Linked DNA regions of Homo sapiens: region 2 is linked to region 1. Evidence: read pairs that join two places in POLR2A ChIA-PET (ENCODE). Cell type or tissue: PC-9. All regions are shown on one strand. Each heading gives the region's core, and the rest is flanking DNA. Links, peaks and the distances in the headings are about the cores only. Region 1 overlaps PPP1R13B (protein phosphatase 1 regulatory subunit 13B). Region 2 has its middle 33 kb from the start of ATP5MJ.

Region 1 (5,000 bases), core at 1-5,000:
GGGAACTGGGCCCATTGCTGGGAGTCAGAGCCTTACGTGCTCACTGTGCCCCACGTGGCTTAGACAGTACCGGCTACAGCCCTTATCCCGACTCCACGGGTGTGAGCACAGAGGCTGAGTCACCTGCCCGAAGCAGCACAGCGAGTAAGTCACAGAGGGGATTTGAAGCCAGGCTCAGAGCCCAGGATTTGACCAGTGTCTCTGTGCCCACTCAAGGGAGGAAGAGTATCCTGAGTAAGAGGGAAGCTGCATGTGGATCACGGGGAAGTTGCTCTGCCCTCACATCAGCTCCTCATGTGTACAGCTCCAGATGGGTGGGTGTTGTCGGAGAATTGCTCATAGGAAGCTACAGTTCCTTCTCCACAGTCTCCCCTTCTAGATGCTGATCTTTCCAGATGACAGGCTTCCTAAAAACCAACCACTGAGTGAGTGCTTTCTGTCCGAGCTGGCAGTCTCTTGCACTAAGCTTAGGACTTCTTTGAATGTAGGAGAATCTTGACTCTCATTTCTTCCCAATTTGTAGCTGAACCGTGTGAATGGCACGTCATCACCACAGTCCCCTCTGAGCACATCGGGCAGGGTCGCTGCTGTGGGGCCTTATATCCAGGTTCCCAGTGCCGGAAGCTTTCCTGTGCTGGGGGACCCTATAAAGCCCCAGTCTCTCAGTATTGCCTCAAATGCTGCTCATGGAAGATCCAAATCCGGTGAGTGGTCCTGGCCCTCTTCCTGGGGGAGAGTTTGTGAGCAGGGAATGGGGCCTGCGGTGGAGGGGCGGGGGGTGGGGCAGGCTCCTGAGGCTCTGCCCCACACATCGTCAGACTCCAGGCTCAGTCTCCCCGTGAGGCGCTTGGAGAGCTGTGTTCCCCTGTGGTAACAATCCTAAAAGGAAAACAAGTTATTTTTACTGAACTAGAGGTCTCTACTGTGTGGCTTTTCAAAACACAAATGATTAATTAAAACTCTGATCCATGGGCCGGGTGCAGTGGCTCACGCCTGTAATCCCAGCACTTTGGGAGGCCAAGGCGGGTGGATCACCTGAGGTCAGGAGTTCAAGACCAGCCTGGCCAACATGGTGAAACCCTGTCTTTACTAAAACTACGAAAATTAGCCGGGCGTGGTGGCGTGCACCTGTAATCCCAGCTACTCAGGAGGCTGAAGCGGGAGAATCACTTGAACCTGGGAGGCGGAGGTTGCAGTGAGATCGTGCCACTGTGCTTCAGCCTGGGCAACAAGAGTGAAACTTCATCTCAAAAAAAACAAAACAAAACAAAACAAAAAAAACTGACCCACGAGTGTCCTCTCTTACTGCAGGTTTATTTACTCTGAGGACACTGAGGCCCGGCATGGATGCCTCACCACAACTCGGCTACAGCCAGCCAAGTGGAGGGGCTGCCCCTACAAACAGCGCTCTGTCCTCATTGATCAAAGTCCACACATCGTTGGTTTGGTCTTGACCTCACAATGGTGCTGTGTGATGGACTTGGACCTCTAGTGTAGTCCATGGGTGGTGCCCCTGCCAAGCAGAGGGCAAGCTGTTCATGGAGAGTCTGTTTCTCAACCAGTGCATTAAAAGTGTTGGGGCTTCCTTGCAATAAGACTTTCTTTATGACTGAGGTTGACACATTTCCCTGAAACACACAGCATCAGGAATCCCTGTCCTGATGTATTGAAACATTCCTTCGTTTATGAAAACAGTACTGTTACTCTCTGGCCATCAGGCCTGTGTTTCGAGCCCCTTTTTCGGGATTGTGGTGGATTTGTGCTCATCTTTGTTTGCTTCATTTTCTCTTGCCTGGCCCCCAGGAGGGACAGCGACACATCTGTTGCCCCCACTGGGGAGCTTGGGTCTTGTTATGAACTCCGAAAGAGAAGAGCATCACCAGCACTTGTGAGCCACAAGCCCCCACTCAGATCCCTTACGGCCGTGTCTCAGCAGCCACATAAAGTGTGGGGTTGGCATGAACCCCTAACTGCAGGTTGCTCTGCTAAGCTGTTATTTATAGTTTGAACCACCCTGTGGTAGGAGTAGATATTTGTCTGTTTCCAGTGGGAGGTAATTAGCACAGCCAGCTACTTCTCTGCTGACTTCCTTTGAGAAACTCCCCAAGGTGAGAAATGTCTCCTGTGTCCCGTCCTTGTTGGTGTCTGCTGTGCTGCCTCAAGGGGTTGCAGCAAGGAGATGCCTTCACGAAGCCCTGGTCCTAGCCTCTGCTGTGGATGAAAGTCATGGACACGGGGAACCTGTGCTCACCTTCAGAGTCGGGGCAGCAGCTCAGCCCAGAGGTGGAGCTGGGCTGTGAAGCCTCCTGGCAGGGACTCTAATCCCTTGCTGTTGGCTGTCCTGGTTCTGTGTCACACAGATGGCCACAGTAAACCCAGAGTGACCAGCTCATGGACAGTGTCAGACCTCGACGTCGGGCCTAATTATGGCTCCTCGCGGCCCTCTGCAAGCCCATTTGTAAACCGTATGTTGGCTGACAAGCTTAGTGGGAAGCTGCGTCCTCTTTAATATGTACAAAATCACCTGTCACTTGTTTTTCCAAACTGACAAAGGTCTGCTCATCACATCTAGATTTGAAAAAGATGCCACACAAACGTAATTTGTCCCTTTCTTCAACAGACAGGTATGGAGTCTGGGTGGGGCCACGTGTACCCTCCCATCCTTAGAAAGAGTGTGACACCAAGGGACAGATGCTGGCGTAGCGCGGGTTTTGTTTTGGAGGGTTTTTTGTTTGTTTTTACAAAATTAAGATATTTCTGAGTTTATTATGAGGCTTTTAGTTTTACAATCATACTAAAAGATAATTGTTCCTCTATAAAATGATTTTCCTTCTGTACCTCTTGCCTTCTTCTGAAGAAAGGAGAAAATTGCTTTTTAGTCCCCACTATGGCTGATTTCCATAAAACTTCCTGTTGTTGCTGGGTGGTTTCTGAAGCACCTGGACAGCCACATTCCCTGTGACCCTGAGACCACAGGCCCTGTCCTTGGGGAGGCTGCAGGTTTCTGGCCACACATCCTCCAGGCCACGTGGAGCAAGATGGCAGTTGGTCCAGGGGCCTTGGAATGCCTCGCCAGGACCCACGGGGCTTGACTAGAGCTGTCTCAGAAGCCGCTGCCTGGAGCCTGCATCATAACTTCACAGCCCAGCAGTGTATGCAGCTGGGGTTGCGGTGCGGCTGCATCGGGTCAGTTTGGCTTAGGAGCAAGCCGTGTGAGGCTGCGGCTGATGGGCCCTGTGTTGCCCAGGCGCTCAGAGCGCAGCCGGGAAGCTTCCTCGTCATGTGCTATGAGTCCGGAGTTCTGGCTCAGACGTTGTTGTGAGGACCACTGATTTTCCTGCTGCTACTTAGTTATCCCCTCCTGCCTGTGCTGGCAGATGGGATAAGGGAAGGGGATGTGCTGTTCCTGCCAGGAGGGCCTAAAAGAGTCCCTCTGATTTCTGTCTGTCCCATATTGCTGATGGCGCTGGAAGCGTTGAACACTTTAGTTCAGTTCAGCACCTGTTCCTGTAAAAGAGAACCAGGAGCCTGTGTTATAATGGACTTTCGGCCACTGTGAGGGGCCTTGTGTTACAAGGGGATACTTCTGCACCCTTTTTCAGTTTGGAAAATACTCTGTAAAGAACCTGTCATTTCAGTGGCTTTCCTGAAAACTTGGGGTTGATGACCAGCTTTCTAATCACTGCAACAGAATGATAGCCTGCTCCTCCTGCTACGCAAATCAGTGGGAACCTGCACGGGCCTCCTGTGATCATAAGTTACCTTAGAGGGCAGAAATTTTTATCTCAATAATTAAAGTACTACAGGTCAAACCTATTATGAAGTCAAAAGATAAATCTTTTTTATTGCTCTATGTAATTGTATTCATAAATAGTGTTTCAAAAGTAAGGGCCAGTGCTTATTTTGTTTGGTGGTGCTGATGCAATGGATTTGACCTGTGTTAAAATAGGGTGCAGCCCCAGGCCCACACCAGTGGAGCCTTGGTTTGGCGTGAGTCTCTGGTAACACTTGAGGCGATTTGGGCGTTGGCAGTGAGCTGCCAGCAGAGCCCGTCCCTTGGTCTTGTGCACGGGTCTGTGGGTGCTGGAGGAGATCAGCAGTTGTGCATGTGGCTGGTGGTTGACCACTCGGTTAATGGATCTGCATCAGAATGGGATGTCCCAGTGCTGTTTTTGTTTCTGGCAGAGTGTTATTCTTAGGTTGGTTCAACTACATTGAGAAAAGTTTTACGTAAGTTCTGTGTTCTTTTCAAGCTAATGATGGAAACTGGCCAACATTAAAACAGAATTCTAGCTCTTCCGTGAAACCAGTGCAGGTGGCCGGTGCAGACTGGAAGGATCCGAGCGTGGAGGGGTCTGTCAAGCAGGGCACTGTCTCCAGCCAGCCTGTGCCCTTCTCAGCACTGGGACCCACGGAGAAGCCGGTAGGCCTGTGTCTTTACCACAGAACACAAGCGGGCTCTTCAACAGGGCTCTCTTCTGCCTTAGTACTAAGCTAAAGGGTATGACTTGTCAGGAGGCAAGTTAATCCTGTTATTGTCCAGACAACACCCAAAGTCCTAGAGGGTTACTGGGCCCTAAGAGCCTGAGCAGCCCACGAGTACACACACCTTTCGGTCAGAACTTTTGCAGACAGGCAATGAGCTCAACAGTGTGCCCCAAGTCCTGGTCACAGCCAATTTGACGGATTACAAATTCTACTGTGTATTCTCTTGGGAATGTGGGTGGAAATATTCTTAACTGTTCAAAGGGTGACTTTGTTTTTCTTCTTAACACCTAAACTTAGGGCATCGAGATTGGTAAAGTGCCACCTCCCATCCCGGGTGTAGGCAAGCAGCTGCCTCCAAGCTATGGGACATACCCAAGTCCTACACCTCTGGGTCCTGGGTCGACAAGCTCCCTGGAAAGGAGGAAGGAAGGCAGCTTGCCCAGGCCCAGTGCAGGCCTGCCAAGTCGACAGAGGCCCACCCTGCTGCCCGCCACAGGCAGCACCCCCCAGCC
Region 2 (9,640 bases), core at 2,604-7,603, 140 kb before region 1:
ACCCCTGTCTCTACTAAAAATACGAAATTAGCCGGGTGTGGTAGCACATGCCTGTAATCCTAGCTACTCCGGCTGAGGCAGGAGAATCGCTTGAACCTGGGAGGCAGAGGTTTCAGTGAGCCAATATCGTGCCATCGCACTCCAGCCTGGAGTGCAAGACTACCTCTCAAACAAGAGCAAGACTACCTTGCTAAAAAAAAAAAAAAAAAAAAAAAAAACCTACAAATTTTGGTGGGTTTTGAGACAGGCTCTCACTCTGTCACCCAGGCTGGAGTGCAGTGGTGTGATCATGGTTCACTGCAGCCTCAGCCTCCTGGGCTCAAGCGATCCTCCTGTCTCAGCTTCCCAAGAAGCTGAGACCACAGGCACCCGCCAATTTTTGTAGAAACGGGGTTCTGCCATGTTGCTCAGGCTGGTCTTGAACTCCTGGGCTCAAGCCTTCCACGGGCCTCAGAAAATTATGAATTCATATATGTCAGCACCACACAAGGAAAACTCTGGCAAATATGCAGACGGCAAACAAACCAGGAGGGGCAAGACCAAAGGGTCTTGATCAAGATAGACTTGAATTTTATTGGTAATGCTTTAATTTTTATGAGAGCGTTCAAGAATTACTGTGCGATTTTAAATAAATAAAGTTTAAAATAGAGTCCTTCTTGCAAGGGTGTGGGAGAATCACACCCTCAGAGCCCGATGAGGGCCGCGCCTGGGCCCTCACTCCTGTCTCCCCAGCACCTCACTCCAGGTCATTTATTCATTCAACAAGCATGTGCTGCTGCCTCCTCCATGCTGGCCTCAAGCTGGACCCTGGGTCAGAGATGACTCCGAGGCAGGCCCTGGCCTGGAGAGGCGTGCAGCCCAGCAGGAAGCTGCAGTGAGGGCTGGACTAGGGGAATTTCACCCCCAGCCCTGGGCACTGGGAGCCACTTCCGCAGTGTTGCCTCAATGTTTGGAGATGCCTGAGGATCCTGCAATAGTGCTCCTCACGCCAAACCCTGATGAATAATTTCTTCAAAAGAGAAAGTGTGTCAGACCGAAATTGATTAGCCACACAATGAAATACAGAGCCAAACCAAAGCGGCCCTAGAACCTGGTATCCCAACCATGAAGAAATAACAGAAAACAAATAACTTAGAGAATTTTTCAAACACCTGAAACACCCCAGCAGGGTGTTCCTGGAGCTTCAGATCAGAACTCCAGACCCCCGCTGCCCTTTCGGAGCCCGCGCTGTCGGCGGCATCCTCGGGGTTCTGCCGTTAGTCCTCCCCAGACCAGCATCCAGCCCCTTTCCGATGACTTTTCCCAAGCCTGCCTCTGGACCCAAACGCCCCGGTGTCTCTAAGCCAGCCAAGTGTGCCCACAATCACCCATCCCTGTGGGCACCTTCAGCAACTGCTCCCAGAAGCCCCTGCTCTGGGCCTGGCCCTAGGGTGCAGCCTCCAGCCAAAAGCGCAGTTCCCAGGGTCCCCCGTGGACTGGGGCACATTCCCCAGCTCTGGTCACCTTGGCCAGAGGATCTCCCCAGAGACCTGGGAGGAACGTAGGTGTATGTCAGGCCCGGTGGAATGCAGTCTCCAGGAGGGCACCAGGAAAAACAAGTTCCAGGGCAACCTCCCTGGAGGTCTCACCTGCTGCCAGGCTCTGCGGGACTCCAGAGCATCCGGGAAGAACTGCTGTCTGCAGACAGCAGTGCCGGGTGCACAGGGTCAGGGCCTGGAGAGCAGAGCTGTGGCAGGAGCTGAGGCTGGGGAGGGTGCAGAGCCCAATTAGAGGGCAGAGGAGGAAGCTGCCTGGGCAGGCCGGAGTGACACCAGCAATGGACAGGGGAAGCCTAGGACCAGAGACGTCCTTGGCAGGTGGGAGGGAACCAGTGCCCAGGCCAGGGCCGAAGGTTAGGAAATAGGTCCTGGCTGAGGCCTGGCCAGGAAAAGCAAGTGTAGGAACTAGGCCAGACTCACAGGATCCCGGCATTCACGGGCAGAGCCTATCTGTCAGACACTCGCTGGAGAACTGTGGACACTGGGCACCTGAGGCTCCCCCTGATGCACCTGTGGGAAGGCAGGGCTTGCGGGCAGCCTCAGTGGGTGTGGGAACCAGAGGGCAAGAAAGGCAGGAGCCCCCAGTGCCACACAGGGTGGTGTTGCTGCGTGCCAGGCTCTGTGCTGAGCTCCAAGCAGGCCAGGGAGCAGCCTTTCTCAGGATCCTGGCCAGGAAGCGTGGCCTCTGGGAGCCAGGCCAGGTGGGCCTTGCCCCAAGGTGGACGCTGCTAACCCTACTCCACCTGCCCAGGGATCACGGCCAGCATTCACAGACCAGCAACGTCAGCTCAGTTAATCTCACAGCAGCTCAGGAGGTAGACAAGGTCATCCTCCCCACTTTCCAGGATGAGGAAATGAGGCACTGAGAGGGGAAGTGACCTGCCCACGGGCGCACAGCTAGCATTCAGCAGAGCCTGCATTCAGACCCGCAGGCCATCTGAAGCCAGAGTCCCAGCTCCTAGCACCCCACTGTGCCACCCATCCCAAATCAGTGTGAGAACAGGAGCCCCGGCCCAGGGTCGGGCTGAAGACCCTCCGCCCCTCCCACCTCCCAGCTGCTGACACTTTCTTGCCTAGACCTGCTGCCCATGTAGCAGTACAGAGGGGCTGTCTGGCATCACATGACACCAGGTTCAAGTCAGATTCAGCCACTTAGCAATGTGTGACTGAGTCAGGAACTTCATCTCCACCCCAAGCCTCAGTTTCCTCATCTGTCAAATGAGGTTGTGACGTCCACATCAGCAGGCCATGGTGAGACTGCCTGAGAATGCACTGAGGTGACCCACGCTCCTTTGGATATTACGATTTGAGACGGTGGGGTGTGTGTTGAGGGGAGGGGTCAGCCCTAAAATCAGGGCCAGGAAAACAGTCACAGTGCAGCCACTCTTCAGGCCTCCTGCCTGAGCTCCGGGTTCCCCAGAGGAGCCTTGCGCCCAGCCCGCCTAGAATGGGCTGTCAGAGGCCTTCCCGTCGGGGAGAGGGGCCCTGTGCTCCCAGTGGCCTCCTCTATCACTGGGGAGGCTCCAGGCAGTCAGAGCAGTTTTGGGGTCCACGCCTCCATCCCCATCCCCAGACCCACAGCAGGAGACAGCTGGAGAAACAAGGCTGGCCTGGGGTGGGTCCCGGCTGCCGCACCCAGTTGTCTAGAAAATACCCGAATTTGTGGTCAGCTTTAGGTCGGAAGGGGCTGGGGCTCACTGAGTCTCTGCCAATGGCCCTGCCAGTGCTGCGTCTGAGGGACACCGACTGAATCCTTTTTGCTATCACTGCTGCTGATGCTGATGAACTGCAACTGGGCAAGTCACCGCCCCATCCACCAACTGGAGCAAATACCACCACCCACGCGGTGCTTAAGTGAACATGTACCGCCTTGGTAATCAGAAAATAACAACAGGACGCTTTACAAACAATAATGTAATAGCCCCGGTCCAGCTGGGGCGGGCAGCAGATGATAGGATCGTGCTGTGGGCGGGGCTTGGGGAACTCCCGGTGAGATCAGAGTCTCCGTGTCCAGGCCTGACCACCCCGACCACAGGCACTGGCGTTCCGCCCACGGCCGAGCCTCGAACCCTGAAGAAGTCCATGCACTCCTCGGCTTCCACTGCAGTGCACTGTCCTGCCCAGGGGCTGTACGGGCCCCCATTCTCCCAATCTCAGCCCTTTGCCCCAGGTCCCCCGCTGAGGCCGTGTGGAGGCTGCCTCCGCCAGGAAGGAAAAAGAGACCTTGCTTCCACCCTGCCCTTGGTGTCTGGGTGGCGTGAGTGGACCGGCCCTCAGGCAGCACCCCACTGAGCCATATGCGTGATCCCTCAGTCCCAGACCAACGTGTGCACTGGCGGCCTATTTCCCCCATGTACACAGAGGAGCTGGCAGAGCAGAGCTGGTCACTGCACGAGGTGAGTCATGTTCTCCTGGGGCAGAGCATTGAGGGCCACGGCCTCTAAGGGCCCACCAGCCTTCTGCAAGGCTGCGGCCCGGCCTACCACAATGCCACCCGGGGGGGCTGGCTGGCTGCACCCTGCACCCTCGTCCCAGCCATGGGAGCTTGGACCCTCTAAGGGGCTTCCCAGGAGCCTTAGATGCCACAGATATTTGCATTGTATGAGGATTTGGGTTTAAAAAAAAAAAAAAAGGCCAGGTGCGGTGGCTCAGGCCTGTAATCCCAGCACTTTGGGAGGCTGAGGTGGGCGGATCACGAGGTCAGGATATCGAGACCATCCTGGCTAACACAGTGAAATTCTGTCTCTACTGAAAATACAAAAAAAAAAAAAAACAGCTGGGCGTGGCGGCGGGTGCCTGTAGTCCCAGCTACTCAGGAGGCTGAGGCAGGAGAATGGCGTGAACCCGGGAGGCGGAGCTTGCAGTGAGCTGAGATCCGCCACTGGGCTCCAGCCTGGGCGACAGAGCGAGACTCCGTCATGGAAAAAAAAAAAAAAGAAGACGGGGAGGGCGTGTCAAATCAAACACCATGATCTGCCTGGAAGTTTACATTTCACAGTGCAGCCTTTCACTTGAGAACCCCACGTGTAACTCACTGGAAGGTGGTAAAGGCTTATAGTGGAGGCTTTTGGTGAGGGAGGCTCCAGGCATGGCCCTGCCTCCTGCTCTGTGCCCGCAATTCCCATGAGCCTGAACTTGGGCCTCAGCCCCTCTGCCTCTCAGCCGTGAGGCCCAGCATAGGCCCCGGGGAACAGACGGTGGACAGAGGGACGGCCGCTGGGAAGCATGGCAGGTGCTTCCTGTCCCTGCCAGGAGACCACTGGCTGTGATGTCACTCTTGTGCTCTGGCCTAGCGGTGACAGCTCTGGTCATGACCCAGTTCCCCTCAGGTGACTCACCTGCACCTTCTTCTGCTCCTCAGGTCATCATCGAGCATGACTCACCTTCAGCACCGGCTGAGCGAGGCCCAGAAGATGACCAACTCCGTGGGGACCTGAGGTCAGGAGGCAAACGTGCAAGGTGGCTCATGCCTCTAATCCAACACTTTGGGAGGCTGAGGCAGGAGGATCACTTGAGCCCAGGAGTTTGAGACCAGCCTGGGCAACATAGTGAGACCAAAAAATATAAAAATTACCCGGGCATGATAGCACACACCTGTGGTCCCAGCTACTCAGGAGGCTGAGCTGGGAGGATCACCTGAGCCCAGGAGGTCGAGGTTGCAAATCACGGCACTGCACTCCAGCCTGGGTGACAGAGGAAGACATGGTCTCAAAAAGAAAAAAGGAGACAAACATCACCGGGGGCCATCCTGCAGGAGCTTGGGGAGTTTCTGCTGCTGCCTCCTAGAGACCTTCCTGCAGGGTGTGGCTCTTTACAGTTTGCACAGCTAGGTCCCCCCAACCCCATTCTCTCATGGAGGCTCCAGAGGGGCCCTGATGGCCTAGTCAGCAGGGCGGCCAGAACGCACTGCCAGTCTCCTAACTCTGAGCCCAGTGTCCTTTGGGTCGGCCAGGCTCAGCCCGAGCTGAGGGGAGAGGGAGGAGAGCCGGAGGCCCCACCAGACGGTGAGAGGAGGGAGGGCAGCAGCCAGGGTGGGTGCACAGCAGGTGCCAGGCCTGGAGGGCATTCATGAGCCCCTTTGAGGCCTTTGGTCTCACCTGCCTGGCAGGGAAAAGTTAGAGGTCAGAGGCAGCTGAGGAGGGCACAGCGTGTCTGGGTAGATGAGGGGGCAGAGGTGAGAAGGCACCATCCACCCTCCAGCTGGATGGGGCGGGAGACCGAGCTCCCACCAGGAGCTCTGAGCTTTCGTCTCATGGCCCTGGCAGTACCTGTCACGACAGGTGGAGGCTCAGGTGCGGACAGTGTGCTCACGCCCTCCTGGCTGGGAAGTCTCATGGGCCTTGACTTCAGGCTCCTCAAGGTCCCATCTGTTGGCTCCCAGGCAGAGGAGATGCCTGGCCTGTGGTGAGAGTGTGGGGTCCGGGTCCCCCAACCCCCACTCCGCCTCACTGGGCCAGTTTCAGCTCTGTCAGTCGGTGCCTGGCTGGCCCCCCTCTCCCCAGAGAATCCCAGTGCCCCCTCCACAGTGTCCAGCCCAGACACCTTGGTGGCCCAGAGGTACCCAGAGAGCAAAGGGGAGGGAGGCAGGGGGCAGCCAGGCTGGGCTTGGACCTGCGGAAGCCCACCCTCAAGCCTCCAGGCAGATGGAAGGCGTGGTGCTGCCGCCCCCGGTCCTGCTCAGCCTGGCTGGAGTGTCTATTCTTACATCCATACTTCCTGCTTCTTTTCCGGTTCTAGGTAAAGGCTGAGGGGCTCTATGGGGCCTGGCTTCTCACCCAAGCCTGATCCCACTTTCTGGGCAGAACCATGAAATGGGGGGCTCCTACACACCTCCCCAGAGAGGGTCCTTCTGCTGCAGGGCGGCCTTGGGGATGCCTCTGCTTAGCCGCAGCCACTGCCCACATGTCTGTCTGTCTTGCACCCCACACTTCCCACCCCCAGATGCATTCTGTCACACGGCATCCTGCCAGACCCAGAGGAACCAGAGAGGAGGAAGGAGTGGGCTGGAGGAATCAAGAGGAGACTGCCTCGCTTTTTTGTTTGTTTGTTTGTTTGTTTTCACTAGAGACAGGGTCTCGCTGTGTTGCCCAGGCTGGAGTGCAGAAGCTGTTCACAGGCACGATCAGAGCACCACAGCCTCAAACAGGAATCCTGGGCTCAAGCGATTCTCCCGCCTCAGCCTCCCGAGTAGCTGGGACTGTGGGTGTGCAACACCTTGCCTGGCCTGGTTTTCTTTAAAAAGAACAATTCTGAGCTTTATCTCTGGCGCCCCTGGCTGTGGATCCACAGAAGCAGGGATCGCGTCTCTCTCACTTGGGGGGAATCTCGGTGAATTGTGAAATGCGTTCCTGCTGCGGCAGTGAAAACTGATACGGCCCCGCGGGGTTCACAGGTCACAGCCGTGGGGGGACGGTGGCTATCAGTTCTTTCGGCCACCAGCACTCAGACACCAGTTCGGGCGCAACTCAGGCAAAAAGAAGACTCTCCTGGAAGGAGGTGGAGTGTCTCCAGGTGAAAGGGGAGCCCACCCTTCCAGTCTGCAGCCTTGAAACTGGGGCCACCTCTAGGCAGGTCAATGTCTCCCTGAGGCACAGCCAGCTCAGTGCCGGGGCTGGTGATATTTCAGGAAGCTCATGGAAATGATTTCACTTATTCTAAAATCAGGAGAAAATGGACTTTTAGGTTGAAGAAAAGGTTTGTATGTGGACTCTTAACATATTCATTTTGCCATCAATGCAGTTACGGCCCTTCCTCATACCTACCCCACAAACCGGGGGCTCCTCCCTGGCCCATCAGGCTTCAGGAGGAGAGTCTGACCCTCAACTAGAGTCAGGGCCCACTGGGGGACCAATCGGCTGAAGCCCGTGGGACAGGATGACCCGGTCCAGACTTGGGCCACTCCATGTCAGGGACATTCCTGGAGAAGGGTAGGGGCTAGGAGCCCCCACAGTGGGCTCTACCCTGCCGTTGTGGTCCCCTGTGGTGGCTGCCATCAGAGTCTCCCACCTCCAGGCTGAGCCATGCCCTTGGTCTGCCCTCTGCCCTCTCACAGGTAGGCACCCGCATGCAGGAACCTTGGGGCTGCAGGCGAGGGTGGGGCACTCGCCCGCTGGAGCAGGCCAGCAGAGGCGGCATGGCCATGGCCACTTTCGAGGTCAGCACCACCGGCCCTGACCTCGGCTGTGGGAGGACAAGGACGCTCCTGAGCATGCAGGAGTTTGCTGGAGGGACCATCGGAGGGAGACCTCCCCCAGGCTCCCTGACAGCTGGCAGGGAGCAGGCATGGGGGGGACTCTGGGCCACAGGAATTTGGGAGATGGTATGAGAAGGGGCCATCCTTAGTGGCCGTGGATGGAGCCAAGACCAGCCCCTTCTTTGGTCCCCGTTAGGTCCCCTGATAAAACCTCATCAGGCTGGGGCAGAGTCTACTTAAAGGATAGGGGAGTAGAGGCCAGGGTGCCCCCCACTGTGCTTCCTGGGAGTCCTGGATCAGCTTTTCTGAATGCTGGTTCTCTAACCAGAGCCTGGAGAAGGGACGGTAACATGAAGAGTTTGCAGCATTTGGTGGTCGAGGATCCATATGAAGGGCATCCGGCTTGGGGCTGGCATGCTGGATCTCGTAGCGAAGCTGGTGACTGGCCTCCCTGCGAGGCCAGGGCCCCCTCCTCAGGAGCCGCCACAGCCACCAGGCAGGAAAGTCCACTGTGGAGCCATCCAAGCCAGAAGGGGCCTCAGACATCATCGTTTTGCAGATGGGGAAATGGAGGCCCAGAGAGGGAAAATGATTAACCCAGGGACACACAGCAATTATGGCAGAACCGGGGCTGCCCCATGGGAGAACAATGGGCTTTGGGACAGGCTTTGGACCAGCTGTGGGACTCTGGGCAAACTCTTTCCTCCCTAAACCTCACTTCCCTCTTCTGTAAAGAAACCCAGCTAGGCATGGTGGCTCACGCCTGCAATCCCAGTACTTTAGGAGGCTGAGTAGTAATCCCAGTACTTTTGAGGCAGGAGGATCGCTTGAGCCCAGGAGTTTGAGACCAGCCTGGGAAACATAACGAGTCCCTGTCTCTACAAAAATACAAAAATTAGCCAGGTGTGGTGGTGTGCACCTGTGGTCCCAGCTACTCAAGAGGCTGAGGTGGGAGAATCACTTGAGCCTGGTAGGTCGAGGCTGCAGTGAGCCAAGATGGTGCCACTGCCCTCCAGCCTGGGCAACACACCAAGACCCTGTCTCAAAAACAAACAAACAAGAAAAGAAAAAAAGAAAAAACTTCAAGGACCAAGCTCATGCATCGCTGGAGCAGTGCGGGGAGAAGGAGAGTGAGGAGAATCTTGAGACGAGATAGATTCTCAAACGGACATTTACAGAGCCCTCATTACTAGGCACTTGCCAAGTCCTTTGGGGGCATCTTGAGACTCTTTTTTAATTTTAATTTTATTTTGTTTTATTTTTGAGATGGAGTCTCGCTCTGTCACCCAGGCTGGAATGCAGTAGCATGATCTCAGCTCACTGCAAACTCCACCTCCCGGTTTCAAGCTATTCTCCTGTCTCAACCTAAGGAGTAGCTGGGATTACAGACATGCACCGCCATGCCTGGCTAATTTTTGTATTTTAGTAGAGACAGGGTTTCACCATGTTGGCCAAGCTGGTCTCGAACTCCTGACCTCAGGTGATCCACCTGCCTCAGCCTCTGGAGTAGCTGGCGTACACCAATACGCCTGGCTAATTTTTGCATTTTTGGTAGATACGGGGTTTCACTGTTAGCCAGGCTAGTCACAAACTCCTGACCTCAAGTGATCTGCCCGCCTCAGCCTCCCAAAGTGCTGGGAGAATCGTTTTCTAATTTAATTAATTTTTTTTTTTCAGAGATGTTCCTCAGGACTCAAACTCCTGGGCTCAGGTGATCCTCCTGACTCAGCCCCAGAGTAGCTGGGACTACAGGCATACACCATCACCCTTGGCTTGGGAATCTTGAGGGGAAATGAACTAGCCCAGGCCTTCTGGGAGCCAGAGGAGGTCATGACAGACAGCAGGAGGCCGGGAGGCTCCCAGTCATGACAGACAGCAGGAGGCCGGGAGGCTCCCGGTCATGACAGAC

Evidence for each region. Peaks named below come from ENCODE experiments on the same cell type or tissue, not always from the same donor. Only the 100,000 strongest peaks of a DNase experiment are listed, where the experiment ranks them.
Region 2: POLR2A ChIA-PET joins it to region 1 with 8 read pairs; 3 of 35 experiments call an interaction of 5 or more read pairs at or near these places.

The regions. Positions count from the first base shown.
Region 1 is chr14:103,742,077-103,747,076 of GRCh38, reverse strand. It overlaps PPP1R13B (protein phosphatase 1 regulatory subunit 13B), which reads left to right. Exons shown (of 17, transcript NM_015316.3): 9 at 524-704; 10 at 4,254-4,423; 11 at 4,786-5,000. Among named protein-coding and RNA genes, the nearest start is that of ZFYVE21, 29 kb to the right of the region's middle. RefSeq lists an enhancer at 3,280-4,061. In PC-9, for the core only: no CTCF peak of the experiment used is centred there; no DNase peak of the experiment used is centred there.
Region 2 is chr14:103,883,659-103,893,298 of GRCh38, reverse strand. No RefSeq gene overlaps it. Among named protein-coding and RNA genes, the nearest start is that of ATP5MJ, 33 kb to the left of the region's middle. In PC-9, for the core only: no CTCF peak of the experiment used is centred there; DNase peaks (open chromatin) are centred at 3,918 and 4,908.